Regions from separate parts of the Homo sapiens genome. Here regions 1, 2, 4, 5, 6 and 7 are each linked to region 3. The links are chromatin loops, found by intact Hi-C in ENCODE. Cell type or tissue: MCF 10A. All regions are shown on one strand. Region 1 has its middle 33 kb from the start of JAG1. Region 2 has its middle 100 kb from the start of LINC02871. Region 3 has its middle 110 kb from the start of LINC01752. Region 4 overlaps SLX4IP (SLX4 interacting protein). Region 5 has its middle 25 kb from the start of LINC02871. Region 6 has its middle 8.1 kb from the start of LINC01752. Region 7 holds the start of LOC339593 (a long non-coding RNA gene).

What was found. Hi-C counts contacts between places; a loop is a spot of excess contacts. Peaks named below come from ENCODE experiments on the same cell type or tissue, not always from the same donor. Only the 100,000 strongest peaks of a DNase experiment are listed, where the experiment ranks them.
Region 1: it touches region 3 in a loop (2.6-fold over the local background); 6 of 110 quality-filtered maps call a loop at or near these places.
Region 2: it touches region 3 in a loop (3-fold over the local background); 8 of 110 quality-filtered maps call a loop at or near these places.
Region 4: a loop joins it to region 3, with 6 times the contacts of the local background. A loop is called at or near these places in 6 of 110 quality-filtered maps.
Region 5: it touches region 3 in a loop (5-fold over the local background); 3 of 110 quality-filtered maps call a loop at or near these places.
Region 6: it touches region 3 in a loop (4-fold over the local background); 5 of 110 quality-filtered maps call a loop at or near these places.
Region 7: a loop joins it to region 3, with 7 times the contacts of the local background. A loop is called at or near these places in 9 of 110 quality-filtered maps.

Annotation. Positions count from the first base shown.
Region 1 is chr20:10,704,575-10,708,574 of GRCh38, forward strand. No RefSeq gene overlaps it. Among named protein-coding and RNA genes, the nearest start is that of JAG1, 33 kb to the left of the region's middle. RefSeq lists an enhancer at 897-2,096. In MCF 10A, no CTCF peak of the experiment used is centred here; a DNase peak (open chromatin) is centred at 1,557.
Region 2 is chr20:10,921,444-10,925,443 of GRCh38, forward strand. No RefSeq gene overlaps it. Among named protein-coding and RNA genes, the nearest start is that of LINC02871, 100 kb to the right of the region's middle. In MCF 10A, no CTCF peak of the experiment used is centred here; a DNase peak (open chromatin) is centred at 1,698.
Region 3 is chr20:10,859,236-10,863,235 of GRCh38, forward strand. No RefSeq gene overlaps it. Among named protein-coding and RNA genes, the nearest start is that of LINC01752, 110 kb to the left of the region's middle. In MCF 10A, no CTCF peak of the experiment used is centred here; DNase peaks (open chromatin) are centred at 2,086 and 2,546.
Region 4 is chr20:10,551,284-10,555,283 of GRCh38, forward strand. All of the region lies in intron 2 of SLX4IP (SLX4 interacting protein), which reads left to right. Among named protein-coding and RNA genes, the nearest start is that of MIR6870, 96 kb to the right of the region's middle. In MCF 10A, a CTCF peak has its summit at 2,266 (motif pointing left); a DNase peak (open chromatin) is centred at 2,268.
Region 5 is chr20:10,999,698-11,003,697 of GRCh38, forward strand. No RefSeq gene overlaps it. Among named protein-coding and RNA genes, the nearest start is that of LINC02871, 25 kb to the right of the region's middle. In MCF 10A, no CTCF peak of the experiment used is centred here; a DNase peak (open chromatin) is centred at 2,274.
Region 6 is chr20:10,759,176-10,763,175 of GRCh38, forward strand. No RefSeq gene overlaps it. Among named protein-coding and RNA genes, the nearest start is that of LINC01752, 8.1 kb to the left of the region's middle. In MCF 10A, no CTCF peak of the experiment used is centred here; DNase peaks (open chromatin) are centred at 2,246 and 2,806.
Region 7 is chr20:11,271,898-11,275,897 of GRCh38, forward strand. LOC339593 (a long non-coding RNA gene) reads right to left here and starts at 1,486. Exons shown (of 2, transcript NR_038972.1): 1 at 1,437-1,486. In MCF 10A, a CTCF peak has its summit at 2,360 (motif pointing left); a DNase peak (open chromatin) is centred at 2,354.

The DNA of each region.
Region 1 (4,000 bases), 150 kb before region 3:
ATGCATAATGGCTGAAACATAATAGAAGTATTTTCATTTCTTACTTATCTAAAGTTGTTCTAGTCAGCAAGTGGATCTTCCAACCTGGGATCTTTCCATATGATGGTTCTGCCATATTCAACATGTGGTTTGACTGCATCAAATGGAGAGGAAAAGAACATGGAAAATCACATGTGAGAAATTTTATGGCATTCACCATAAACTGGCACATGTCACTGCTATACACATTCTTCTGGCCAGAGCTCAGTCATATGACTATAATCTTAAAAAAAAAATCAAATGCGATAAAATATGCAAAACAAAAAATTTACCATTTTAACCATTTTAAAGAATATAGTTCAATGGTGTTAAACACATTTATAATGTTGTGCATCTGTTACCACCGTCCATCTCCAGAACTCTTTTTATCTTGTATGATTTTGACTACTCTAAGTATCTCCTGTAAGTGGAATCATGCAGTGTTCATCTTTTAGTGACTGGCTTATTTCCCTTAGCATAACGTCCTCAAGCTTCTTCCCGGTAGTAGCATGTTTCAGAATTTCCTGCCTTTTAAAGGCTGAATAATACTGTGTTGTGTGTCTATACCACGTTTTTGCTTATTCATTTATCCATCAGTGAACACTTGGGTTTTTTCCACATTTTAGCTATTGTGAATAATGCTTCTATAACCATGGGTGTACAAATAAGGATATATAGTCTTGTGTGTTCAGAAAGAGAAACCATGTTTTGTGAACTGCTCTCCCGTCTCTGCCATGCAAGGTACATATGTGAGCTCATGGGATGGTCAAGTGTGTGACAGTGGGGATGGATGGGGACAGTGGGGATGGATGGGAACAGTGGAGAAGTGGAGTGCTGCTTCCCCAGCTAAAAAGACAGCCATTTCTCAGCTTCAGTTGATTGGTGCCAGGTAGAAATGCCAACCAGAGGTGGCCAAACCTTCCAATTTTTAAAAAGAGGTTAGACATCTGAACTGACATAGAAAATTTCTTGACTTAAAAACATTGGTGATGAATTTATGAAACAAACGAATAGTGTCAAGAAGAATCAAAATCCCCTTGCAGGCCCAGTGTGGCCTGTGTGTTTTAGGCTGCCAACTTACTGTGTCTATGTTGGACCATGTGCTCAATGGGAAGGACAGATAATTTGATAATGAAAAACAGGCCTGGGAATGCTCCAGGCAGAAGAGTAAGGGGCAGAAATCAGCCTGGCTCTTGGTAGGACTTCATTCCAGCACCAACTAGGAGCTACAAAGAAGCTGGGAAAGACCCTTTGATCAGAGATTTTCCAGAATACCTTCAAAAAGCAGCAGCCTTCCGTGGCCAAGCAGGGGCAGGGGGTGAGGCTGAGAATGATAGGTAAGAAAAGAGTGACATGTGAAATGACTGAGGCCACGGGACATCCGTCCACCTGTGCTCAGCCATGTCATGCCTACCTGTATTGTCCCAGTGGCACTGCGAGAGGAGCCAGGGCGTCGGCTCGGCACAGAAGTGATTTCACCGTTAGTCACAGACGCCGCGGGTGTTTACCGCTCCAAGACAGAGGCTTTGTATGTCTATGTGTGGACACACATTTCCTGTAACACTGTGAGTGGCTGTCAGGTTTGGGGTTTATACAAAGCTGTGGTCATGTTCCAGTCACACCTTGGATGATTTAGAAAGACTGCAAACACTGGAACTGAAAGCCTATTATTTTCTTGGTAAACTGACGTTGACCTCGAAGGCAAGTCATCAATGCCTATTCACGTTGTACCTAAGTACAACAGATTCTGTCTGTCTCATGTTCTCAGTCCATCCTAATGGGTCCGTGACACACTGATGGGATGCCACTCTGTGCTAGGCACTGTGAGGAATGGGAAGATCATAAACCTCACCATCCCTACCCTTGAGGGCTTTATGATCCTGGGGAGGATGGAAGAAATACGTAGTCCTAGGAAAAGAAAAGCTGTATCCAGTACAGGAAGGGCATGTGGAATGAGGAAAGGATGGTGGGAACGGAAGGAGCCTGAGGCCTGGAGGGGGATTCGGAGGCCCCGACGGACCGCACTGTGGAGGAGCTTTCTGTAGAGCGCAGGATCCACTTAAGCTCCGCGTGTGTGTAGGGATTGTGTGTAGGGATACGGCAAATATCCTGCAGTTGATTGCCAGACGTACAGATCGATTGCAACTTCAGTCCCTTTTAGAAAACAAAAAAGAGACAAAGGCATTTAGGCAGGTGTTTGGGATGTTTTGTTGAATTGGGGACCTGTTTTTATCAAGGTAACGTCAGTTTTGTGGAATGTGATGGTCACAGACGTGGTGTGTTCTGGAGGCTGTGTGGATGCGGGAATCACCTGCTCCCAGCAAAGGAGTGACCGCTTGGCTTGGAAACGTACCAGTGTCCTTTCCTCTGAACATTTCTCCTCAAAAACATCAGCAAAGCCCCCAGAAATCTCTGCCAAGAAGGTCTGAGCAAAAATCCTTCTAAGGTTCTCTTCATGATTTATGTTAAAATAAAAAAATATGTTCATCCCTGATTAGAAATATTCCAACCTTTTTTTATGGTTATAGTTCCAAGCATTTGCGACTACGTTCTCCATTTGGCAGGATGATAAGTTGGGAACGGAAAAACATGCCAACTTTGGACAAAATATGATTGTGTATTTTCAGTTGCAATCCAAAGTCACAATTTGGACTATGAAGCTGGTTCTATATCTTTGCCAAGTTGGGCAAGGAATCTTGGCGGAAAGATGCTTTTTAAAGACATGGAGTGTTGGACTAGATGTCAAGACATTTGTATTTGGGCTTCTTTGGTGCCACTGTTTGAGAAAGCAAAGGCACCCTGGCTTTGCTATTTCTTTCCATTTTAATGTAGAATGATGCCTGAGTCCTCTTACAGAATGTTGTATGGCTAAATCAGACCTTCCTTTAGAAATATTTAGAATCCACTCTAAGTTGGCTATCTAAAATAATTATTAATTAATAATACCACTTCTACTATTATTATTGCTGCTGTGTTATTACCGTTTTAGCTGTGATTATTGTACCACCATCTCTGTTTATTATAAAATGAGATGCTCTTCTCACTCGCTGACTGGTATGTTTTCCAGACAGACCAAAACAGTCCCAGAGAAGTTAAAAGTGAAAATAATTTATGTCACACTGCTGAGGAAACTGAATACCCAGTGGTCAAGAAATAACCATGTCAAAACTTCTAGGAAACTATTAACTAATAATGTTGCTTCAGAATCACTGAGTATGGGCACTCCTTGATACTTTTCACCCTAGCATGGGCTTTAGATGTCAATATTCTGATTTATATTCACCTTCTTTAGACCTACCTAAAGCTGTAAATCGATGTTTTGTTTTATATTATATTAACCCTACTTAGACCTTTCTAAAGTTATATACATAAATATATGATTTTGATATTGCAATTATGTTGCAATAGTTGCACTAATGCATGATAGTGCTTTCCTGAATCACAAATTTTGAGACAAATAGATAATTTTAACACCAACTTTTTCTGTACCAGCTACTTTAACACTTTTCTCCTATCAGGCTCTTTTGATAGAAAAATATGAAAAATTTAAGAATGTCTAGCATACACAAACAAGCTGAGCTGTTAAAAGCATGTCAACTGAGAAGTCACACACAGTAAATTGCAGGTGGCAAATGAGTATGAAGTACATGGGCAGAATGAGAAGCAGCAATGCCACCTTGGCTGGGAACTTCAGAGCAGTGCAGTAATGTGATTATAGTAATGATTCAACAAGTCATCGTCTGCTGCCTTTGTCCACTGTAATTAACTTTTTGGAACTGCGCAGCCTCTGTCTCTGGGCTCATCAGCTGGCCTAGCTTTTGTGTCCCCAGTCTGTTATTTCTGCCCAGGCTCAGGAGCCTCTAAGCACATTGCTAAATGAATTCATTGCTGGAACAAAGATTTGGTGGTCGAATAGAGATGGCTATCTTTTGTTGTCAGACATTCAATCCCATATACCAATCCAATTACTTAAGCTGTTTCT
Region 2 (4,000 bases), 62 kb after region 3:
GCTACCCAGTCTCTGTCAATTTCGTACATCAGAGTCTCCCAGCACCTGGTGTAGCACTCAGGTGCTAGATCCTCGGTAAGTATCTACTGAAAGAATAAATAATGAATGAAAGGACAAATATGTTTGTATATCACTTGTGTATATTTAAAACCTCCCTTTTGGGCCCCATAATGCATAGGACTCCTGACTTGATTCTTTTCTTCTTGCTCAAGAAAAATGAAAAAAATGTGAAAACTGAGCTAAAAGTTATGAAATTATCTTGAAGTAGTCCTCAGAAAACTATGCTAACTAGTAACATGTTCTAACAAGACTGAGTGATAAATATACAAAGACAACCTTTTTTTTGTTAGGTGAATTAAAAAAGGTTGAATCAGCTTTATTTAGAGTAATTTATGAAGTAAAAGCAGACTAAAAATGTGTTTACTTTTAAAATCTCTAATTCTATCAGCACCTATCAAAAGAATTTCAGATTCTTTTGAGCAGGACTTCAATTTAATTCATATAAAATTATGTAACGGGAATGTTTTTATCCATTGTCACAAATATTACAGGAGTTATAATTCAATCTTTTAATGAATTACTACTTTGAAATAGCAGGTAGCTGAAAAGACAATCTGTAGGGATATGAGGAAGTGTCCATGAAATTTCAAGGTTACATATCCTACTATCATTCCAGAAATAGTATGCTTGCAGTTTATTTTTTGTAAATTCAAGAAAATCTTACAAAATTCTTATGAGACTGAGTGATTCAAAACCTCTTTCCTTTCAGGCTCATGCAAAATTCTCACAGGTGATCTAAAAATGCAAATTTTGATTCATGGGACAAGTAGAATCCTTCAGATCTTGTAGTTGGCTTGAGTGCTAGCATATGGCCTATAGTATTAAGGCGAAATGGAGAAAAAAGCGTGAAAAGACAAAAGACAATTTATGCGAGCCTCAGGACGAAACTTGGAAAAAAACTCAGTTTCTACCTTCTTAATTCAAACAGCCATTAAAAGACTAATGACTACATAATATAGCATTAAAATATCCATGCACAAACACACACATTTTTCATTATTTTACCCACATTATGCATGTGACCTCTGTACATAAAATATAAAAGAATGTCAGAAATAGCAAAGTTGCCAAGGTTACACAGAGACTGCTATTTTAGATGATCTAAAAAATTTTAATGATCGCACACATAGATCTGAGAGATGCAGAGGCACACAGCTGTAGCCTTAGAACCCAGCTTTATTTACCATCTGTCTGTTAGCACCATGAATCTTGGCTGAGAGCTGCTCTGCAGATCTGAGAATTCTGTCTTCTTTTCCAAGCACTCTGGGCTGAGTTTTTCAGGGGATTAATGGAACCTAGAAGTAATGTTTCCCTGCTCCCAAACTTGGGGCAAAACAAGGGCAGGTTATTAACTTCAAGGCAGGTTATTAACTTAGTTATGGGCTCTTCATATGCTTTTGCTTGTAACTGTGTGGCAGACTAGACATTTAGTCACTTACCTTCTGTAAGGGAAGTCACTTAATGTAGATGCTCAAGGAATCCCACGTCCAAATACGGTCATTGCTGAATTTGATGGGAGAAAAAAAGGACTGTATTTTTGCTGGCTAATGCGGCATTTCTGGATGTTCATTAAGCTGTTAAAAAATGTGAAATGATGACTCACTGTGAAGCCTTCCCAACCCCCTTCCCTGCTCCAATTTGCCTGCGGCTTGAAGGAATGTATACTGACTTGAGTTAAAGAAGAAACTTGTGGTTTCCATTATAGTCTGTAAACATCGATTGCTGAAAGCCTCAAGTGTGCTATCATCTCCTGCCACACACATGCTTTATATACAGTTCATCTTGGAAAACAGATTGGGAGAGCACCGTGTTTACAACTCCAGAGTAACCCAACTAATGGGGGGCTGGTCTGCCTGGGGGTCTCGAGACCATCACTGTTAACAGTGGAGGTCCCCTCTGATGTCTTTTAAGCCAAAGTATCAAGAGAGAAGCCAAAGACAAGCCTCATTAAAGAAAGATCTTCCTGGTACCCACAGTGGTTCTTTGCTGCTTTATCATCAGCAAAAGAGACATAAAAAAATCTTTGCTTCTCTTTTAGGTTGTATCCTTAGGCCTTATTCTTGATGTCATTGAAAAGTTGGTTTATCTATTATTTCCAAGGCCACTGGCAATGCTATCATTTTTGATTAATGATTAGTTTATGGCTAAGTAGTATTCCATGGTTAGGTGATGGTTATATTGAAAGCCCAGATTTCAGCACTATGTAATATAGCCATGTAACAAAATTGCATTTGTACCCCCTAAATCTATTTTTAAAAAGTTTAATTTAATTATGCAGGAGTGGCAGCAGAATGCAAACCATCCAGGGAATTATTCTGGTAGTGCCTGATGGATTTAAATAATACCAAGAGAAAGACTGCAGAGGGTATCCTGAGATTTGCATGACATCCTGACCAGGGTTGATAAGAAGAGCTAAATGGATAAGTTTCTTCTGGAAGGAGATATCATGGATGTGGTATGGGTAGAAAAAGTACAAGATGCAGCATCAGAGGATTCGAATGTGCCTTCTGGCTTTGACATTCAGTGGCTTTGTGACCTAGGGCACTGCTTCTTAGACATTAACATGGGTACATATCACCTGGGGGGTTTGTTAAATGCAGATTCTGATTCAGTAGGTGTGGGTGGGGCCTAAGGCTGCCCACCCTGGTCATCTTGCACCTGGCTGTGAGAAATAGAGAACCTGGCAAGGCTCCTAACCCACGTAAGTCTCAGTTTCTTCTTTAATAACACGGGGTTTAGAATGATGCCAACCTTCCAGGGTTATTGGGACTCATGGCACTGGTAAGAGTTCCTGGCACAGGCACTGGCATGGAGAAGACAAGTATTGGATATTGGCTTTGGGATCCCAGAATCTTAGTGATTAGTGATGGAAAACATCTGAGGAAGGACCTAGTTTTAACCCCTCATTTCACAGGTGAAGAAAGCAAGGTGTGTGTATGGGCTCAGTAAGACATGACAACTGTGCCTGCTCTTTGAGTCTAAATAGAGGTCCAGTGGACAGAGGTGTCTGGTTTGTATTTATGGTGGGTGTGACTTGAGTCTCTGGCAACATCTGACCTATGATTTGATATAAAATGAATCATTGTTGCAAATGTTTCACTTCCCTGCTCTTTCTCCACCCCCCTTTATTTATTTATTTATTTTAATAAACGAAGGCAGTCCTATGACAGGCCATGCTAATATCTTTTATTCCAAACAGAATGGGCTAGGAGTCAGTGATTTCATGCATATGGAGCTAAAAGTGTTTGCTTTTCCCTGATGTCTCCCTTCCCACCCCTCCTGACTCTGAGCTTTCACAATCCTTTCCTCAGCTCTTAAGAATGCTAGGCAGGCTAGCTGTCATCCTCAATCAAATAACATGATCAGTAAACACTATAAAATTATACCTTTCTGCTTTGCAGTAGTGGAGAAGGTACTAATGATGCAATGAAAGCTAATTAAAAACTCATAAATCTCACAGTCTTTTGAGTTTGGTGAGTGGCTAAGAAGAAAGGGTTGATTCCACAGCCTGCTTACTAAGAACTCAATGGTCCTTATTAGGAAGTAGCTCTCACTGTCTGCTTCTCTTTACTGAGACTTGTACAGTTGTTGAAAGAACTGCCACATGGCTCAGCTTTGAAGAGGGCCATGCTTACTAGGTTTCCCAGTTTTTAGTCTTGTATTTGCTATAACTCACTGTCAGCTGTCAGAGCCAGTTGTCTATGAGTATGATGCTAATGATGTTGGAGGCTTCACCCCAGACATGTGTGTAGGACTCCATACAAAAAGACAGTTTATTCTCTGACCTAAGACCGCACAGCTCATGATGGCCTAATTTCCTTGAACATAAGGAGGTCCAGGAGAGAGAGCAGATGGCTGGCTTGATGGACCCTGAAACCTCTGCTGGGCAGAAAGAAGACCCATGTGCTGGGAAACATGGGTCAGTTACCTCATCATAGTT
Region 3 (4,000 bases):
AGACAGAATCTTGCTCTGTCACCAGGCTGTAGTGCAGTGGCACGATCTTGGCTCACTGCAGCCTCCGCCTCCTGGGTTCAAGCGATTCTTCTGCCTCAGCCTCCCGAGTAGCTGGAACTACAGGTGCGCCACCACACCAGGCTAATGTTCGTGTTTTTAGTAGAGACGGGGTGTCACCATATTGGCCAGGCTGGTCCTCTTTTGTATCTGGTTTGTTATGTCTGGAGAGTCATCCGTGTTGTTGTGGGTAGCAATTGTTTATTCTTTTGCATTGCTGAGTATTATTCCCTTGTAAGACTTATATCCCATTAGTTGGTTATTTATTTTCCTGCTGATGGGTATTTGTGTTGTTCTCATCTTGGGGGTATTATGAATTAAGCCACAATGGGCTTTCTTTCATAAATCTTTTATTGTGGACATATCCTCTCTTTTCTCTTTATTCTTTTCCTATTTCACTGACTCCTTTATTGATGTTCTCTGTTGGTTTCTCCTGACCTCCTCAACCTTTAAAAGTTGAGCTCTCCCACTCTCAGTTCAGATCTTGGCCCTCTTCTCCACTCGCACTCATGTTTTGGATGATCTCATTCAGTCTCATGGCTTTAAATATCTTACGATGCCTAAATTTATATCTCCATCTCAGCTCTCTCATTTAAACTCTATATTTATACATTCAAATGTCTTTTCAATACCCCTACTTGGGTATTTAGTGGGTATCTCAAACTTCATGAGATAGAAAGTGACCTTCTGATTAAACCTTCATAATCTGTTCCACCCCTGGTCTTGTCCATCTCAGCTGTGGCAACTCCATCCTTCTAGGTGCTCAAGCTGAAAAAACTTGGAGAAATCATTGACTCCTCTCTTTCTCTCCCACCTCACATCCAATTCACCACAAAATCCCATGAAAACTATCTTCAAAATACATCTTGAATCCAACCATGTCTCACCACATCCATTGCCATCTCTCAAGCCTGGTATTTCTGTTTCAGCCTTTGTTCCTCTATACTCTTTCACAAAGAAGCCAGGATGATTCCTTTTAAAGCAAAAGCCAGACCATGTCACTCATCTATTCAAAATCTTCCAAGGGCATCTCATCTTACTTAGAGTCAAAGTCAAATCCCTTCCTATGGCATATAAGGTCCAACATGAACAGGCTTCCTTCATCTCTCCTCTACACAATCTCTTCCTAGTCTTGCTATAGCCAAATTTGTCTCCTTGCTGTTTGTGAAGAAGCCAAACATATTTCTACCTCAGGAAATTTGTTCTTGCTGTTTGCTCTTTCTGAACTGGTGTTTCTCCAGATACCTGCATAGACTGCTTTTTTACCTTCTTCAGATGTCTGTCAAGTATCATTTTATTACGAAGCATTCCTTTAAAACAAGATCATGTCCTTTGCAGGTACATGGATGGAGCTGGAAGCCATTATTCTCAGCAAACTAATGCAGAAACAGAAAATCAAACACTGCATGTTCTCACTTATAAGTGGGAGCTGAACAATGAGAACACATGGACACAGGGAGAGGAACAACACACACTGGGGCCTGCTGAGAGGTGGGGTGCGGGGAGGGAGAGCATTAGGAAAAACAGAGAGTGCATGCTGGGCTTAATACCTAGGTGATGGGTTGATAGGTGCAACAAACCACCATGGCACATGTTTACCTATGTAACAAACCTGCACATCCTCCAACAGAACTTAAAATAAAAACTAAAATTAAAAAAGCATTCCTTTGAGCACTTTGTTTAAAGCATTAATTCTTTTTCATACTATGCCATATGGAAGGATTTAACATATATTAACTTGTTTAGTTGTCGATGCACTGTGTATTACAGAGAATTTCTTAGAAAGAAATCGCTGAATATAAAAACAAGCCACTTCAAGAAATAGGCCTTTCTCCCAAATTAGGTTATAATCTCAAGGAGATTACATTTACTTTTATCCTCCACTATGCTCAGGCTGGTGATGTTAATGCTTCTTGATAAGTATTTGTGGGTACCGTTGAATCATAGAAAAAGTAATAGCTTAAACAAAACAACCGTAGAATAGTGGTGAAATTACTGAAGGGACTGTGGTTTTTGCCAGTTATGCATGATGTAATCTTGAGCAAGTAGGTTGCTGATCCTTTCTGAGTCTCAGTTTCCTCATCTCTAAAGTGAAAGTCATAATTCTTTTATATTTGCCTCAAAGGTAAACTCAGCATGAATGAAATATGTAAAGCAGATTATCTGATAAATGGGGTTATAGGAATCATTTTGGATAGCATTATTTTAAATGTTACATAAAAGCATATATAAACTGTAAAGTAGAGCACAAAATATGACATTAAAGTATGAAAGTATTGAGTAATTGTGTCCTGGACGTCTCTATCGGTAGATGTCTCTATGAAACATTGGTTTCTCTTCAGTCGTTCCAAAGATGGATGTCTGAGTACAGTGTGTTATTACATGAAGTCTCTACTTTTCTAGAACCTTTTGTTACAGGCCCCTGGTCTTTGCAAAGTGATCATTAACTTCCAGGTGGCCTCCCATTCTGACTTCGGCAATGGGCCAATTCCTTGATTCTATCTCACAATGTAACTTCCAAAGTAAATGTCTATTAAGCCTTTGTGTAAACATTCCAGACCTGTAACAAAATCAACTGAACATAAATCATATCCAGAGAAAAGGGTGTAGGAGAATGTGTAAGTTTGAAAAATGAAATAATACAGTACAGTTTCATTGTGGATCTCTGGCCTCAGTTACCTTGACTAAGACTTTCTCTGGTCTACATCACAGCTCCTCCCCAGAGGTAGTGGTTTTTGGTTACTTCAGCGGGCTCTGCCCAAATATAGAGAAAATAAACCCTCCACATGAAAAGATGTAAAGATGCCTACTTGCAAATGGGCTTAACCAACATTCTAAATAAAAGCCAGATTCTACCATCTCCTTGTCACTTACCGTATCTTGTCCCTATTAAGAAGTTTTGGCTAGAAGTCAAAGAAAGCAATTATAATAGGTATGGTTGTTTTGCTTTGGTATTCCTTCCTTCTTTATTTAGAAATGGATGGTGGATAAAAGTTCTTGCCTTTATGAATTGATTTGGGAATTTTTTTTTTTGCCTTTGGACAGAAGGATGTTAAGATAAAATGAAAGCTCTCTCTGGAAGAATGGGAAAGAGTGGAAAGAAGGTATTTCATAAAAGTTAAGGACTTTTGTTTGGTTTTTGCCTTCAAGGGCTCAGGTGTGCATTCTGTCTTTGAAGTGTAAACTTGTCAACTTGAAGATAGTTGTGCAAAACTTTAGTATTTCCAAAAATACAACTCTGGAAGCATATGTCTAGAGTGTGTCCTGTACAGAGGGGTCAACGTATTTGAAGGTAGGCATTTTCAAATAGGTTTTTACATTTTTAGAGTAGAACATTTAAGCTCAAAGAACATTCTTTTCTGCATACCTAGCAGGGTCTAAAGCCATGCCATGTCCTTTTTTATACTTTTTATTTTATGAATGAAAATATATTGTCAGCCTTACTCTTTCTTTCTCTCCGTTGGAAATTAATGTAGAAGAAAAGATCTCACCCAAAGGGATTTTGATGGTAAATAGAGATGTTATAAAGTCCGATAAGCTTTGGAATGAGTTACCGGGAAAGATGGTACAGTATCCTTTTCCAGAAATTAATTTAGGATAGGTCCTCCCTGGGTGGGTTCCTTTGGTTTTGGTTCTGTCTGAATGCACAAGATGGTCAAGGAACTTTAAGACTTGCATTGCACTCCTGTATTCACTGTTGTCGTTGTCTTGCTCATATTCCTTTGGCCATACCAGGAAGTCACTTGCAGATAGGCCAAGTATGTGCTGATGGCTTTCTGCATCCTTAAGCCCAAATGCATATGATCCTCCGAGGATGCTTCACCTATGCATGGAGCAGTCTGGAAGACACTGTTGCATAGTCCCAGTCCCAGAGATAGCTCTCAACAATGAGGGATAGAATTGGTAATAAATTCCCCAGCTCCCTTCAGCCTCATAGGGACAG
Region 4 (4,000 bases), 310 kb before region 3:
GAAAAATGACTGCTTGTTGTTGCTGATGGCAGAGTTGTCGCTACTCCAGAATAGGGAGAGAGGAAGTTGTTCTATGATGTATCAGTGCACTGGGCCGAATAGTAACGGCTTGGTCCCTGGAAAGGGCTTAGAGCTCTCCCTTTGCAGACAAGGCTGTGATTTGCCCAATTCTTGGGGCTAACTTGTTCTGTCATTTGTTTTTTTCATTTGTCTTCCTTTCATTAAATATTAAGTATTCACTGAGGGCTGGTAGTGTGTTGGTCACTGGGGATGCAAGATTGGCAGAGGTATAGACCTGTCTCCATGGCTTATAGCCTAGGATGGGGGCCCTACATGGACCAGTCACTTAATGTAGAAATAAATAATCACATGAAGAATGGGCTGGTCCAGAGCAGGGAAAGAGAAACTGTTCAGAATAGCTTCACAGAGTTGACCACACTCCTGCTAGGGTTCGAGGATGCATAGGATCTCAACAAGCATGGAAGCAGCGAGGCAAGTTGTAATGTAAGCCAAGGATGAAAACGTCAGGTGCAGGAGACAAAGACATGGGCCTCATTAGAGCTTGTGAGTTGCTGCTCTGAGCTGCAGCAGGAGTGGACTGATCCGATTTATAGGTTAGAGATTTCCCAGATATGCATTGAGGGTTCATCCAGGACACCAACAGAAGTGACTGTAATCTTCCAAGTGGGAGAAGATAGGAGCAGCAGAGCAAGAGAGAAGTGTGTGTGAGAACGCTCTAAAAAATTAAAATGGACAAGATGCGTGACTGATTCTGGAGGGTTAGGGGAAGGGAGGAGTTGGGGGTGACACCCCTGTTGTTGGCTGAATCCTCTGGGTGGAGGGGATAGAAGCCAGACCAGACCCTGGCTGGGGGACTCGCAGCCCAGTGCATGCAATGTGAAGCTATTCCTAGCAGCCTGATGGTTGCTCAAGAGGTGGCTTGGCCTCTGCAGAGTGACCAGTTCTGGGCTGAGAAAGAAGTGATGGTTACCATGTTGCTTCTCTCAGAAGAAAGCTGGAGAGTTGATCTTCTGAGACTAGAAATAACCTTCTCCTAATTAGGAGGAGGAGAAAGGGAGGCTGTGCTGCTGGCAGTGTAAGAAGCTTTCTTTTCTTTTTTTTTTCTTTTTTTTTTTCACTTCTGTTTTCTCATGAGTGACAAGAAGCAAAGCTTTGAGAGCAGGGAACTTTGGAAAGGCAGAATACCTCTGCCTAGTGTGGGAGGGAGTTGAGAGAGCTCAGAACTGCAGGCTGCAGAGGGAGAGCCCCCTGCGGGGGAGGGGACTGCCTGCCAAACAGTGGAGGCTTCCAGAAACCCCAGGAAAGTCTGCTCACCACAGTAAGATTTGACAATTTATTTTTCTAAAAAGAGACATTCTACTCAATCTGTTTATTTTCAAACTTAGACTAGGTTATTTGTGATCAAAGTCACAAAATGGTGAGAAAAATACCAAATTGGACCTTACTATTAGGTTAATTCTTCAGCAAGCTGCTGTTACAGTATCAATTCAAGTTGCTTAAGCTTAAGATTCCCCTCCCCCCACCCCCTTTTTTTTTTTAAAGAATTAGTTTTGCGGTGGTAGGAGGGTTACAAGAAAAAAAAACAATTAGTTTTGCTAATGAAAAGGTAGCAGTGAACTTGGTTTAGATTAAAAAATCAGGAAAGAGCACCTGTAGGAACCTGCAATAAAATGTGTTGAGACATGTTTTACCGCTTTGGAAGGGCTTTTATTCCAGAATCCTTGGAACTTCAATGGGCCTGTGATTGAATTCAGAGGCCAGTGAACTTGCATGGGAAAAAGTTACGTCTTTATTGTGATCAAGTTCTAGTAAATTTAGTTTTCCTTTTTATTATGAACGTGGGATTCATAATCAAAATATGAATAATATTAGCAGTATTTGTCACCATTAGAAATTATAGCTCTTTTCATATTACATTAAGGTTGTTGCAGATAATGAAGATATCATTTATGCTTATCGCCACTTCAGATTTGTAGTAGTACTAGATCCATCACTATGTGACAAGACCCAATGCCTTAATAAACAAGGACATACATTCCTATGTCTCAAATTTTTCTTTCGTTAAGATAACTGTACTTCAGTGTAATTGGTTTTCTTGTTAATCCTATGTGTTGTGTTTCATGCATTTAAAAATATTATTCTGAGCAACTTTCATCAGCTTCACAGTTGGCTAAATAAGTCCATGGCACAGGAAAGGTTAATATTCCGTGGCTAAGATCCTGTAGTTGTGGCATGCGACCTCCACCTGGTGGCAGCATACTCCTTAAAGGTTAAATTCTGTAACCAACAGTTGAGAAGGACTTTAACAGTATACTTGAGTGGTTTTCAAACATTTTTTATTACAACCCACAATAAGAAATAGGCTTTCCATCATAACTGAGTACACACTTACTTACATTTCACAAAACAATTCTTGATCTAACCATATGACACATTGATATTTTGTATTGCATTCTAATATTATCTTCAGTTCTCTTTCATTAAAATAAAATGCTGGTTGCAACACACTAAACTGTAACACACTAAAGTGCACTCTTTTACATCGTAGGAAACCATCTTTCAACATGCTTCACAGTTTATTACCTGGTAAACTTCATTTGGGTCTCCCACACATTTTCAGGGACGTAATACCTACATTTTAAATAACTGCCAACAAGTATGAGTGCATTTTACACAGTGTTTAAAAATTGTTTATTATTGATGTATAATTTAAATATAGTGAAAGGAACTGATTGCAGTGTATACATAACATACCCCATCAAGATACAGAATAGTCTTATCACATACAAAGTTCCTTTGTGACAGTTCTCACCCAGTTTTTTACCCCCCTGGGAAATTACTGTTTTGATTCCTTTCATCACACGTTGATTTTGCTGTTTTAGAATTATATATAGATGGAACCATACAGTATATGTTATTTTGGTCTGGTTTCTTTTGCTCAACCTAATGTTTTTGAGATGAATACATGTTGAGTCTATCGGTAGTGTGGTGAGTAGTGTTCCCTTGCATGAATATGGCACAATTTGTTCTCTTGTTGTAGACTTTTGGGTTGTCTTCACGTTGGGTTATTATAAATAAAACTTCCATGAATATTTGCATACAAGTCTTTGTGTGCACATATACTTCATCTCTCTTGAGTAAACACCTGGGAAGGAATCATTGGCTCAGTTGATAAGTAAATGTACGTTTAGCTACAGGAAACTGACAAACCCATTTGCCAGAGTGGTTAGACCATCTTACATTTCCACTGGGAAAGTATGAGAGTCTGGGTTGTTCCATATCCTTACCAACATTTCATGTTATGTCAGTCTTTTTAACTGTAGTCATTCTGGTGGGTATTGTAGTTGTATCTCTTGGTGGTTTTAATTTTAATTTGCCTGATGACTAATGATATTGAACACTTTTTTCATTTTCTTATTAGCCATTCATTTATCCTATTTGTGAAGTGTCTATTCAAACTCAGGTTTTTTGTTTTGCTTTTTTTAAAAATATCAGTTTGTAGGAGTTCTTTACATATTTTGGGTACCAGTCCTTTTTGCCAGATACATGTATTTTTGAATACATAAATACATTTCTCCCAGTCTGTAACATACCTATTTATTTTATTAGTGGTGCTTTTTTCGTTAACAGAAATTTTTAATTTTGAAAATTTAACAATTTTACAACTATTTTTCTCAATATTTGGTGCTTTCTGGATCCTAAGAAATCTTTTCCTATTCCAAAGATCAGGAAGATAGTTTTGGCTTTTTTGTCTAGGTGTGTGATCCATCTCAAATTAAATTTTGTATATAGCGTGAGGTAGGTGTCAAGTTTCACTTTATATTTACATCTGATGGTCTAACCATTTGTTGAAACTACTTTCCTTTCACTGTTGATATATAGGACAGAATTTAAAAAAAAAAAAACAAAACTGTCCAGCCAAGGAAGTGAAAAAACTGAACCTCTGAGTCTCATAAACCGAATCTCTGGGTCTCTCAGA
Region 5 (4,000 bases), 140 kb after region 3:
ATCCATTTTCATTAAATGAAGAGGTCTATGTGTCTGAGAATTGCATTGGTTTTCTGTCTGGGGGTATAGTGGTTCTCCCCCTGTCCACTTCTGCCAGTTCTGCCAGCATTATTCTTTCTTTACCCCACAGTGCAGGCTGAGGGGAACACCTGCTCTGCACTCTGGGTCCAGGAAAATATTTCATAGACTCATGGGAAAGACCATGTCTTATGGCAGAATGGAGGCTAATTTGGAGGTTAGGAAACCTTGCTCTAATTCTTGCTCTGCCACCCGTTACTGAATGATCTTGGATAGCTCACCAATTAGCTTCTGTTTCACCTATAGAAGGAAAATGTGGGAGTTGACAACCTCTTATATTTCTTTATAGCTACTTATTATGGCAATAATTGGTCAGCATTGGAAGACATGGCCACTATATCTATGATTTTCACTGATTTTATTTCAAGAGCTAAAATAGCCTAAAGAACCTTAGGATTGCCTCCTGCCCTGGCTCGATTAGCCACCTTTAAGGCTTTGAACTCAAAAAGTCCTTAATGCCTTGGGGTTCATGTCCAGGTGATATTTGCAAATGAATATCAATCCTGAAATAATTTAGAGGTATTTTCATTTAACATGTTTAAAGTGAAATTTTTTTTTTGCTTAAAATGGTATGCTTCAATTATGTGGAATTTTTAATTATAGAGACTTGAAATAATTCATGTGATTCACTAGTCCTGGAACTTCTTATCAAAGGATAGTGGGCCTTTTACCAACTCCATTAGGCTATCTCTACAGAAACACATCCTCATGTGAAGGTTTAGTCAAAGAGTTTTGTTGTTATCCAGAGCATGCTGCCCTTTAAAGAGAAGAAAGCTTTCCTTTTTGGGAAAAGACTTCTCTGATCAATTTTGGCTGAGGCTTAAGCAATGATTTATGGGTTTCAGTTGACCCATTTGTTATTTATCTAGGCAAAATGAGTTTTCTATTGATTGAATGTCTCCCCTGATTACGTTTAATCTTTGGAGTGGGATCTAAGGATGGAAGAAAGAGACATTCATGATAAATGTAGCTTTTTTTCCCTAGGAAAACTTGGGAGGAAGACATACTATACCACATGGTCCTTTCCTTTTTCTGTGGATGGCAAAAAGATGCATCACTTCCCGGAGCTTATGATAGAAGATGCTCCTTCGCCAGTGTGAGACACTTAAAAGGACAATGATTTGTGCAGGGAACTAACCCTGTGTGCTACGTGTCCTTTTGCTCCATTTTACTGATGTGACAATTGGAGCAGAATAGTTTATGTGGCAAATTTTCCCAGCATTTATTTGCACTGCTTACTACATTCACATTCTAGTTTACAAATCTTGACAAAGACAACTGAATAGGTGTTTTGCATGAATGTACTTATTTTGTATTGAAGTATGACACACATGCAGAGAAGTGACATTGTCATAAGCAAATGGCTTGATGGCTTTTACAAACTGAATGTATGTATAACCAACATCGAGAACTAGAAGCAGCTTTTTCAGCCCCTCCTTCCTGAAACTTTTCCTCTCCTTCCACCTTGACCAAGTGTAATCTCTCTCCTGACCTCTGGCAGAATAGGTTAGTTTTGCTTATTTTTATTTTTATATGAGGTGAATCTCTAGTGTCTGGGTTCTTTTCCTGAAAGCTGTGTTTATGGAATTCATCCATATCATTGTATGTGGTTATAGATTCTCATTGCTGTGTAGTAGTTCAATGGCATGAATATACACTAATCATTTATCCGTTCCACTGTTGATGTGCAATTGGAGAATTTCCAATTTAGAGCTATTATGAATAATGCTGCTAGAGCCATTCTAATGCATATCTTCCAGTGAACACATATACGCAGTTCTCTTGGGAATATTCCTAAGTGTGGAATTGCTGGGTCGTAGATGTACATTTTTAAAAATCATAATATTAGAGTCGAGTATGCAGAATTGACTGAATTCTAAAACCAAAAGCTAATTTTTTGAAGTGTGAATTTCTGTTTGGGGAAAGTGAATAATGTGAAGAAACATAACATTTTTATTTATGGAAATAAATTTCATGTCCTCTGAGCTAACATCGCCCGTTCTTACGTCTGAATGGCAGGATGTTGAGTGTGCTGACGCGGTCATTTTCTGCGGGGCTGCTCCCAGCTTAGCATTCTTGCCACATAAACTCTTCTAGCCCAAACCTTGAAATACTGCAGGAAGTGGCATCAGCCCTTTTGTGTTCTTTTCCGGCACCAGGTTGCTCATCTCTCCCTGTGCCCATTTGAGGTAATATACTGACAGTTGTCAAGATGAGTCATGGCTCTTTCTCAGACACACAGGGAGACCAAGTTTGTGACTAATCGACAAATCCTCTGGACACAGGCTGAGCCACCAAGAGCCACCCTCGTCCCGGCAAGTTCAGGCCTGGGCTGCAACCTCTGACAGCCAGAGGGGAAAGCAAACATTGGCAGAACAGTTCTGTTTATTTGCTTCTCTGATTTTGAAGACATGCAGCTTTCTCTCACTCTTCTCCATTTCCTCTAAAAAATTTTATTAATCTTAGCTTATTTATGGCCTTTAGCGTTTGTCTGCCTGTTCATGCATGTGCTCAGAATCTAAGGAGTATGGGCATGAATAGAGGCCTCAGGGGAGATGTGGGCTCAAGCCAAGTCCAAGTGGCCTTTGAGCATTGCTGTCTTCCTGGCCACCTTTCACTCCCTATGACTCCTCTGACTCCTTTGCACAGATGTCATTGGATTAATATAAAGCAGGACTTGAAAACAATAAAGAGAAATAAGACGTGAACAAGAAGGATAAGATGAGTTTTTAAGTGGTAGGTACTGATTATCTGCATAGATGTTTCAGGTCTCCTGAGATTTTTCTGGAAACCATTTTCCCAACTGTCCCAAGTTAGTTTTCAGACATTGCTCTAGAGTTGTGTGTGTATGTGTGTTAGTACAATGTCAGCACTAGGTTTTGCAATCACATATGTGCTGCTAGTTCTGTAGCATCTCCATGGAACTAGCCCTTGCAATTATAACAAAGTCTGATATTGGTTGGCTACAAGTAGGTATTGCCTTGTGTATGAGTTGGGTGATATTTTGAATCCCTGGAATTGTCCTCTTCACTTTGCAACATCCACTCACTCAGAAAAAGCCTTGCATCCCTTGCCTGAAGGGTGGAAGAGGTGGGGGTTTAAATTAGTTTCAAGGGACTGGACAATTTCATTCTCACCTACTGAAAGCACCATGTTTGTTGAAGAGAAACTTTCAGAGTAGGCTCAATTAAGCCCAGACAGTTTGATTTAACTTGTTTTTAATTGTAATGGGTTATTTTTTCTGGCACGGAGCCACCCAGAATTTCATCTGTGAGTTCCCCAGATAATCTCCATCTACTTTCACAATTTTCTCAGCAATATTCAGAATTCCCACTACAGTGGGACCTTCTCCCCTCCCCTGTTTTTGTATTCTTTACATCATTCAAGGGTTTGGAGATTAGAAGGCATCCTCTTGGTGAATTGTGGCTGGGAGAGGGGGTTTCTGCAGGAATACTCTTCACAAATCTACAGTCTGTCTTCAGAGGCCAAACTTGTTTCTTGTAGAACTAGAAGTCTCCAACAATGGCAGGCCCCCTTCCTATATTCAGCAATTCCTTCTGTGTCTCAAAATCAGGGAGTTATTGCCTAATCTTTATTACAAAGAAGGGCCTGTTACCATCTCGGTTGGAAAGAGGAGGAATGGAGGAGTTAGTGTTAGGGAAACCAGTGCCCATTAACCTACCACGGTGGTTTGTAAAGTGTGGTCCCTGGATCAGCAACATAAGCATCACTTGAGGACCTCTGAGAGAAGCACACTTACTGAACCAGAAATTCTGGGGCTGGGCTTTTAACAGGTTTTAACAAGCCTTCCAGGTAATTCTCAAACAGGCTACAGTTTGGGATCAACTTCTTTCATCAAAGATTGCTTTTGCCAGTCTTAAATAGTAAGACTGTAAATTTTGGAAGAAGTATCTCTGGGTTT
Region 6 (4,000 bases), 100 kb before region 3:
TGCATTGTGACTTGTTTTTTTTTCAATAATACAATACCCTTAGATTCCATAATATAGTGTGATATACTATAATTATTGAAACATTTCTCCTATTGATGAACACTTAGGGTCCTGATACTTTTTCCACTGTTATAAAAAAATGCTGCAATGACTATGTGAGTGCATATATCTTGCACACATGTGCTGGCCATCCTGTAGATGAATGTGTCTGTTTGAGCTTTTTAGTTTTCAGCAATAGAAAACCCAACCTCGGCCGGGCGTGGTGGTTGACGCCTGTAATTCCAGCACTTTTGGAGGCTGAGGTGGGCAGATCACCTGAGGTCAGGAGTTCCAGAGCAGCCTGGCCAACATGGTGAAACCTCATCTCTACTAAAAATAGAAAAATTAGCCAGGCCTGGTGGCGGGTGCCTATAATCCCAGCTACTTGGGAGGCTAGGGCTGGAGAATCCCTTGAACCCAGGAGGAGGAGGTTGCAGTGAGCGATCCTGCCACGGCACTCCAGCAGGGGTGACAAGAATGAAACTCTATTTCAAAATAAAGAAAAAAAAGAAAAAAAAAGAAAACCCAACCTCAACTAGCTTAAGCAAAAGCAAATTTATGTGGTGAAAGGGTGGATCTGGTTTTAGAATCAGTTACCAAGGGCTCAAGAAGTGTCACAGGGACTGATCCCCCCACCCCCCCGTCCCCCATGTCGTGTCATTCTCCAGGTCTTTCCTTTTCATTGCCAGGAGCTCCAGGTTTCTACCCTCAGAACTCCAAGGCCATTGGAAAACAGAGGGCAGTTTTCTTAGTTGCCCAAGGAAATGTTCCCAAATTGTATCAAAAGCCCACCTCTAGGTTAATTATTGTGGCTGGAGGATGTAATCCATTCATAGGTCAGGGCTGGCCAGGTGTAGTGGCTCATGCCTGTAATCCCAGCACTTTGGGAGACTGAGATGGGTGGGTCACTTGAGGTCAGAAGTTCGAGACCAGCCTGGCCAACAGGATGAAACCCCGTCTCTACTAAAAATACAAAAATTAGCCAGGCATGGTGGCGGGCGCCTGTAATCCCAGCTGCTCGGGAGGCTGAGGCAGGAGAATGGATTGAACCCAGGAGGTGGAGGTTGCAGTGAGCAGAGATCACGCCACTGCACTCAAGCCCAGGCAACGAAGCGAGACTCCTTCTCAAAAAAAAAAAAAGAGAGAAACATAGGCTAGGACTAGGCATATGCCATGCCTTGTGACATAAACTGGACATGGGGAAGGGGAGTGATTCCCCAGTGTTAGTTAGCCTTGCTCTTGTCACTAGAAGGAGGAAGGAATGCTGTGTGGCAAGGAAAGGAATTAATGTCCACTTGAGATGGATTTGAGAAGGATGTCTGCAAGCAGAAATAAAGGGTTAAAGGGTGCTTACATTAAAAATTTTGATAGCTACTGCTCTCAAAATTGTATCGCGATTTATATTCCCAGTGCCAACAGTGTTTGAAGAGTCTGGCTCTCCAGAGCCTGTAGACACTGGATATTGTCAGTGTTTTAAATTTCAGCAGATCTGATATCTAAAAATGGTATCTCACTGTTCTAAACTGTTCTAGTATGGTGTTCTACGTGAACACCCTTTCATGTGTTTAGCTGGCCTTTGCATTTCTTTTTTTTTTTTTTTGAACTGCCTATGCATATCTTTTGGTCAAAATTCAATTGAATTGCCCTTTTTTATTGTTAGAGCTGCTACAAACATTACTGAAAAGGCAACTCAGTTGTGTGTGTGTGTATGCACACACATATATATTTATAATACATATGTTACTTAGGGTTTGTACCAGCTCTATGAGCTCCTTGAGGGTGGCACCTTGCTGTAATACAGCCTGACACCTAATACGAAGTAGAAATCAGTGATTATTTATCACGCAAATAAAGAAACAAATAAGTGAACGAATGAATGAGTCAATAGTGTTGACTGCCTTGTATTGTCCTAGGCCCAAGAGACAGTGAAATATCCCTGTTCTTGTATACTTTTCTGTAAGTTTCTGGAAGTTTCTCTGTAAAGCATCTCAGTAAGCTTTTCTATAGGCTGTGAGAAACGCATGAGTCAGGCTAATAGGAGGCATATAATTTTGAATTGCTTTTCAGAAATGGCCTTCATATTCCTTTACACTCACTCATCCTGTTGATAAGAGCAGATGGCCTACTGCATGTGACTCAGACTCAAACACACACCTCCGCTCCCTTGAAGTGCCAGCCCTGGAGCTTTGTTGAGGCTCGCATCTGCCACGGGAGTCAGCTAGTACGTTGCCCAGTTCAACATCCATCCAGGATTTCATAGGAACTTGAGAATCATTGTTTTTGGCTTGAATCCTGGGTTTGAGGTTTCTTCGTGTAGGAATCTGAAAAAAGGATTTGGAAACGTTGTTGTCTCTAATCCCAAAGTATGTATCTGGGAGGCTGCCTTCGCCATCACCCACCTAATAACTCAGGCTCCCGGGGCCATTTCGCTCAAGTGCATTCATTCCTTTGGTAGAATCAAAAGAAACTGATCCAGGTGACAGAGTACCTGGGTTCTAATCCCAGTTTTGATGAGCAAGTTATTTACCCCTTACAGCCCCATTTTCCCTATTCTAAAATGATATGGTTGCAACTGACGATCTCCAAGTCTCCGTCCAACTCAACAATTCAGAGTGGAATTCTGAATTCTGCTCTGCCACCAACAGCATGTCCTCGGAGCTTTGCCTATTACTCATGAGAATGTCAACGTCTGGGTAAATAGATATTTTGGGGTCAGCTCTAAAAAACCCAGAAGTACGTATTGTATGTTGATTTTGGCACACGGACAAGCCTGAACAGGGCTGTGTCAAGCCTTTTACCATGATAGCTGCCGGAAGAAAGGCCAGGCGAAGCAGTCTGGGTGAGCTGCTTGGAATGAAGAGGACCAGCCCACATCCCATGGCACAGATGACCTTCAGGAGAAGTGGAGGGGAGCAGCTAATGTAAAGAAATCATTAGCATCTGTGTTGGAAATGGCTTATGACACTGTCTCAAAGCCACGTTCTCAGACAACAGGGAAAGCTGTAAATAGATGCACACAGTTATCCAAGCATAGCAGAGTAAAACTAAAGGAAAGCCAAATTAAACAGGCTCAACCAAAGTTTTGAGTGAAAGTGTTGAATATTGCTCATGCCTTCAGAACGGGAAGCTCTGTTTAGAATACTCACAATGGTGGGTCCTCTTGAGGTGACTACAGGCTGGTAGGTCGGTTCTATCCTCCCCCTAGGAGCCATCTCAGCAAAGAAGAATCAGAGGCAAAGACTCTTTCAAAGCAAGGACCTCACACTGTGAAGGACTGGGAGCATTGCTTGATTGCTACTCAACTGGCAAAAGTTTTTAAAAAGCAAGTTAGGCCCCAAGACCACATGACTGAGAATCCTAACACATAACTGAGAATTATAATAACATGATGGATTCTCCTTGAAAAATATATTTCGTATTTTGGCATAATTTCAAACTTACAGGAAAGTTGCAAGAATTGTACAAATGATTTTTGTGTATGCTTCATACCCACATTCTGCATTTTACCAATTCTTTTTTCCCTTCCTCCCTCTTTATTTCATATATATGTTATATATATATATATATATATATGTGTGTGTGTGTGTATATAGACACACACACATATATGTAACAGTTCTTGGGTATGTGTGTGTGTGTATATATATATATATATATATATATATATATAATGTATATTTCCCACAGAACTGTTTGGCAATAGGTTGCAGACATGATATCTTAAACATTTCAGTGCATATTTTCTAAAAACAAGGACAGTCTTTTATATAACTGTAGTACCATTACCAAAATCAAAAAATTAATATTGCCATAATATTATTATCCAGTTCATAGACTTCATTCACTTCCCCGACTGTCCAAAAATAAATATTTTATAGCAAAAGAAAGTCCTAGACTACATGCTGCATTCAGTTAACACGTCTTTAGTTGTTTTTTCTTTTATTTTAATCTGGAAGTTTCT
Region 7 (4,000 bases), 410 kb after region 3:
TGTGTGTTGTAGTGCCTGGGTGTGTATTTCTTTCCACTGCTAGTACTTTTGTTGGCAAATAGTGCACGCTGTTGGAGCCTATCCCCCAGACCTTAAGTAGGGGCAGTGGGTCGTGTGGGATGGAGCCCTATCAAATGGGGCTGGACTCTGGTTTTGTCTGCTGTGACCCCGGGGGTGCCCGCTGGGATCTGTGAGCAGGCAGAGGCCGGTGGGAGCACCCTCCGCCTCCCTTTGTTCCGCCGGGCTCCAGCCTGCAGCAGCTGATCCGGTTATTATGCTCCTGAAAAGAATTTCTAGGTGGCCACAGTGACCATAAGGAGCAGAGAAACCACGAGGGCTGCAAGCCACGAAGAGCAACACATCGGCTATTGAGCACTAATCCCACCCATAATTAGAGGATCCCTTCAGCCTTGTGGTGCTCACAGAAATCTGAACTAAGGCAGAGAGGAGCCGTCTGAGGTCTGTAGGCCACCGTTTACCAAATGTGCTGTCATCAGCGCAATTAGCTTATTTGGTGGGATCGGCGTTTTAAAAAGAAAAACAGAAAGCTGTATAGAACATAGACTTGGGGCAAAAACTGAATTTAAGATGTAGTTAAAGTCACCTTTGATTTCTCAGCTTCCTTCCCCCACCCCATTCTTAAAATCATGCATTTTAATGAAAATTTGATCTGCGTGGGTCTGATTTGTTTACTTGGGACTCATCCAAATGCTGTTTTGTAAGAGCGATTTCATATCTAACAGATTTGCATAACTTGGGCTATACTTCTCAGAAAGAAAAACTCATGTTGGGCCCTAAATGAACAGATTTATCGCTCTGAGACTTGTCCAGGCTTTACGGTGGCAGTTGCTCTCTGCCTACTCTGCTCTCCCTTGTCTTCATCCCAGGCATCCCAAGGTTTCTGCTATACTAAAGAAAAGCTGCGCCCATCATCTGAATCTAACCTTCGTGGGTGCTCAGGAACCTGTCACCTGTTCTAAAATTCCACCTGCTATTTTAATTCACCACATGCCGCCCGTTGGCTAAGTGGAAGAAAATGAACATCTGATCACAAAGTCACTAATTATGTTTAATTACTGGCTAAAATATTAACTTTCAAAAAGGAAGATAACTTTTGAAAGTGATATGAATTCACCACTGTTGTAATCTATTTAAATTCATGTGTTACAAATAAATTACAAGAGAGAGGAAGATGATGTATGAATCTATATAATGGTCTTCATTTTTTTTCGAACCTATTATCTTGTTTGATTTTCCTAACAACATCATGAGGTACATAAAGGCAGATTTTCTCAGTTTCCTTTCATAAATGAGGAAACTGAGGTGCACATTTTCCACAAACCACACCAAACACTTGGGATTATAACCTGGATTTTTAATAACTTATTTGTGTTTATTTATGAGATGAAATCCCAAGCAAGGGTTCAAGGCCTTACCTTAGAGACCCACTTGTCCAAGATCCAGTAATATCTGCTCATGTCTGGTCCTGCAGATTAAGAAGAGAGTTGGAGAATTCTAAATGCTAATTGTCTTAGGTAAAACTGCTGTTTCCATGGTATCTGGGTGAATAAAAATATGGAGGTGAACTTCCACTACTGACCCGGAAGGATTTTCTTCATGAAAAGATTGTCACAAATCCTTTTGGAGGCTAAGAATAAAAAGTGAAGATGTAAATGTGCCTCTCTAGAACACTGTAGTATCAACCTGAATTAATCTCTCAAGCACATATTGCAAACACAGCTAACCAGGCCAGGAAAAATCATGGATAAGGGTCCTCTTCCTAAGCAAGCATACCTCGGGCCCCAATAGATGCAAATATAAGCATGGAATTTGCAAGAACATTGGAGATAGAAGGACTGCAAGTTTTACTTGAAGCTTTTTTTTATTAAATAGCTTGAAGCAGATATGTAATGCGATTGGTTAGCAAGCAGGCAATTTTAAGTACTTATTGAGTATTTCATTCTGATTGAGAACAAATTGGTGTTTTAACAGGATATACCCTTGAATTAGAGGTAGCATATAAGTAGTCAATTTACATTCTGTTTATAATTCCAAACCAGAAAGAAACATTGAATAAAGATACGTTTACCACATTTGGCTTCACCATGCAAAGGTCCCGTTGAATAGCAAAAGATTTGCACATATTTAAATTAGATTTCACACAATCTGTAAAATGACAAAGTATTAGGGAGGATTAGCCTAATTAAATGAGATTGTGAGAAAGCCTCAAAGAGATCCAAAGTGCAGATACCTTCCAAGTAGGATCACAGTGAAGGCTTCCAGAATCTATTTTGCCTCTTTCCCAGCAATCAGGGCTCAGATTACCCTGGGCGACAGTAGCACACTTGTGTATGCAGTGACATCTAGTGACAAAGAAAATAAAACCGGCTCCAAGGACACTTTCTTCACCAGACAGACTCCACAAAAATGACGCAGTACCTATCATTACTGTAGATTCGTGCATAGTATCCTATAGAGATTGCAAAAGAGATACACCAGTTTCTACACCAGATATGTTCAAAGAGGTAATACAAGAAGTATCAGTAAGGTTTGGCAAACAGCCGTGGTATCAGAATCCAAACAGGTAATTAAAACAGATTTATTTCTGTCTTATGTGCCCATAGTAAAAACTGCTGTTAATGATTTGGACACAGAGTTCGTGTGGAATGTTCTGAAGAACCACTGACATCTTCCAAGAAAAGAATCCATTAAGATGAATAGAATTTGCTACTTGAAATTCATGTCCAAAAGTTTAGAAAATATACATATGCAAGTTACTCAGGCAAGACAAAGATTTAACCAACTCTCCAAGTTATCTTAATCAAGCTGAAACCCACTTTAGATTAATTGGAGTAGGCCATAATAAAATATTTCCTGTTTCCTTTTGTCAGATTTTAGGATTTTAAGCAAAATGAATAAAATATATACAAAATCACAACTTTCTCTGTATAACAGGAACTTGGGGTCTTGTCTTCGTAGAGTTAGAAGAAAGTGAAATCTACAGATGTTAACTAGCTACACTGGAGGCAGGTTAGTGCTGTCCCGCTGAGGACTCCAGTTTTTAATCACCATCCTCACCCCACAGGACCTTTCAGGAGGCAGTGATAGTGCAGCCTACACCTGGAGGTCTCTCAGATTCTGGTGATCTTCAGTGAGGCCTTGGAGTCGGAATTTTGAGCAAACGCCCAGGTGATTCTTATGCAATTCTGCCATATCCTACCTTTTCTTATATGCTCCAGTGCAAAAGTAAAAATACCACTTGGGATATGGAGAGGGTTTAAACTTTGTAAAGGTATCCACAGTTGCCTGGGACTCGGACTGTAAGTAAACCATGAACCAGTTTATCCATGTGTGGCTACAACATTATTAAAAACAGTGTAATTGCCAGTATATTCTCAAAATGGGTTGCAAAGTGGCTGAAAAAAATAACTGGTTTTGGCCGGGCTCAGTGTCTCATGCCTGTAATCCCAGCACTTTGGGAGAATGATGTGGGTGGATAACCTGAGGTCAAGAGATCAAGACCAGCCTGGCCAACGTGGTGAAACCCTGTCTCTACTAAAAATACAAAAATCAGCCAGGTGTGGTGGCGGGCACCTGTACTCTCAGCTACTCGTGAGGCTGAGGCAGGAGAATCGCTTGAACCCGGGACACAGAGGTTGCAGTGAGCCAAGATCACGCCACTGCACTCTAGCCTGGGTGACAGAGCGAGACTCCACCTCAAAAACAACAACAAAAACTGGTTTCCTTTTTTTCTCCCTCCCTCCCTCCCTTCCTTACTTCCCTCCCTCTCTCCCTTCCTTACCTCCCTCCCTCTTCTCTTCCCTCCCTCCCCTCCTCCTTGCTTCCTTCCTTCCTCCCTTCTCTCCCTCCCTCCCTCCTTTCTTTCCCTCCCTTCCTTTCTTTCTTTCTTGCTTCCTTTCTTCCTTCCTTCCTTCTTTTTTCTTTTTTCTCCTTCCTTCCTTTCTTCTTTCCTTTCTTCCTTGGTTCCTTCTTTCTTTCC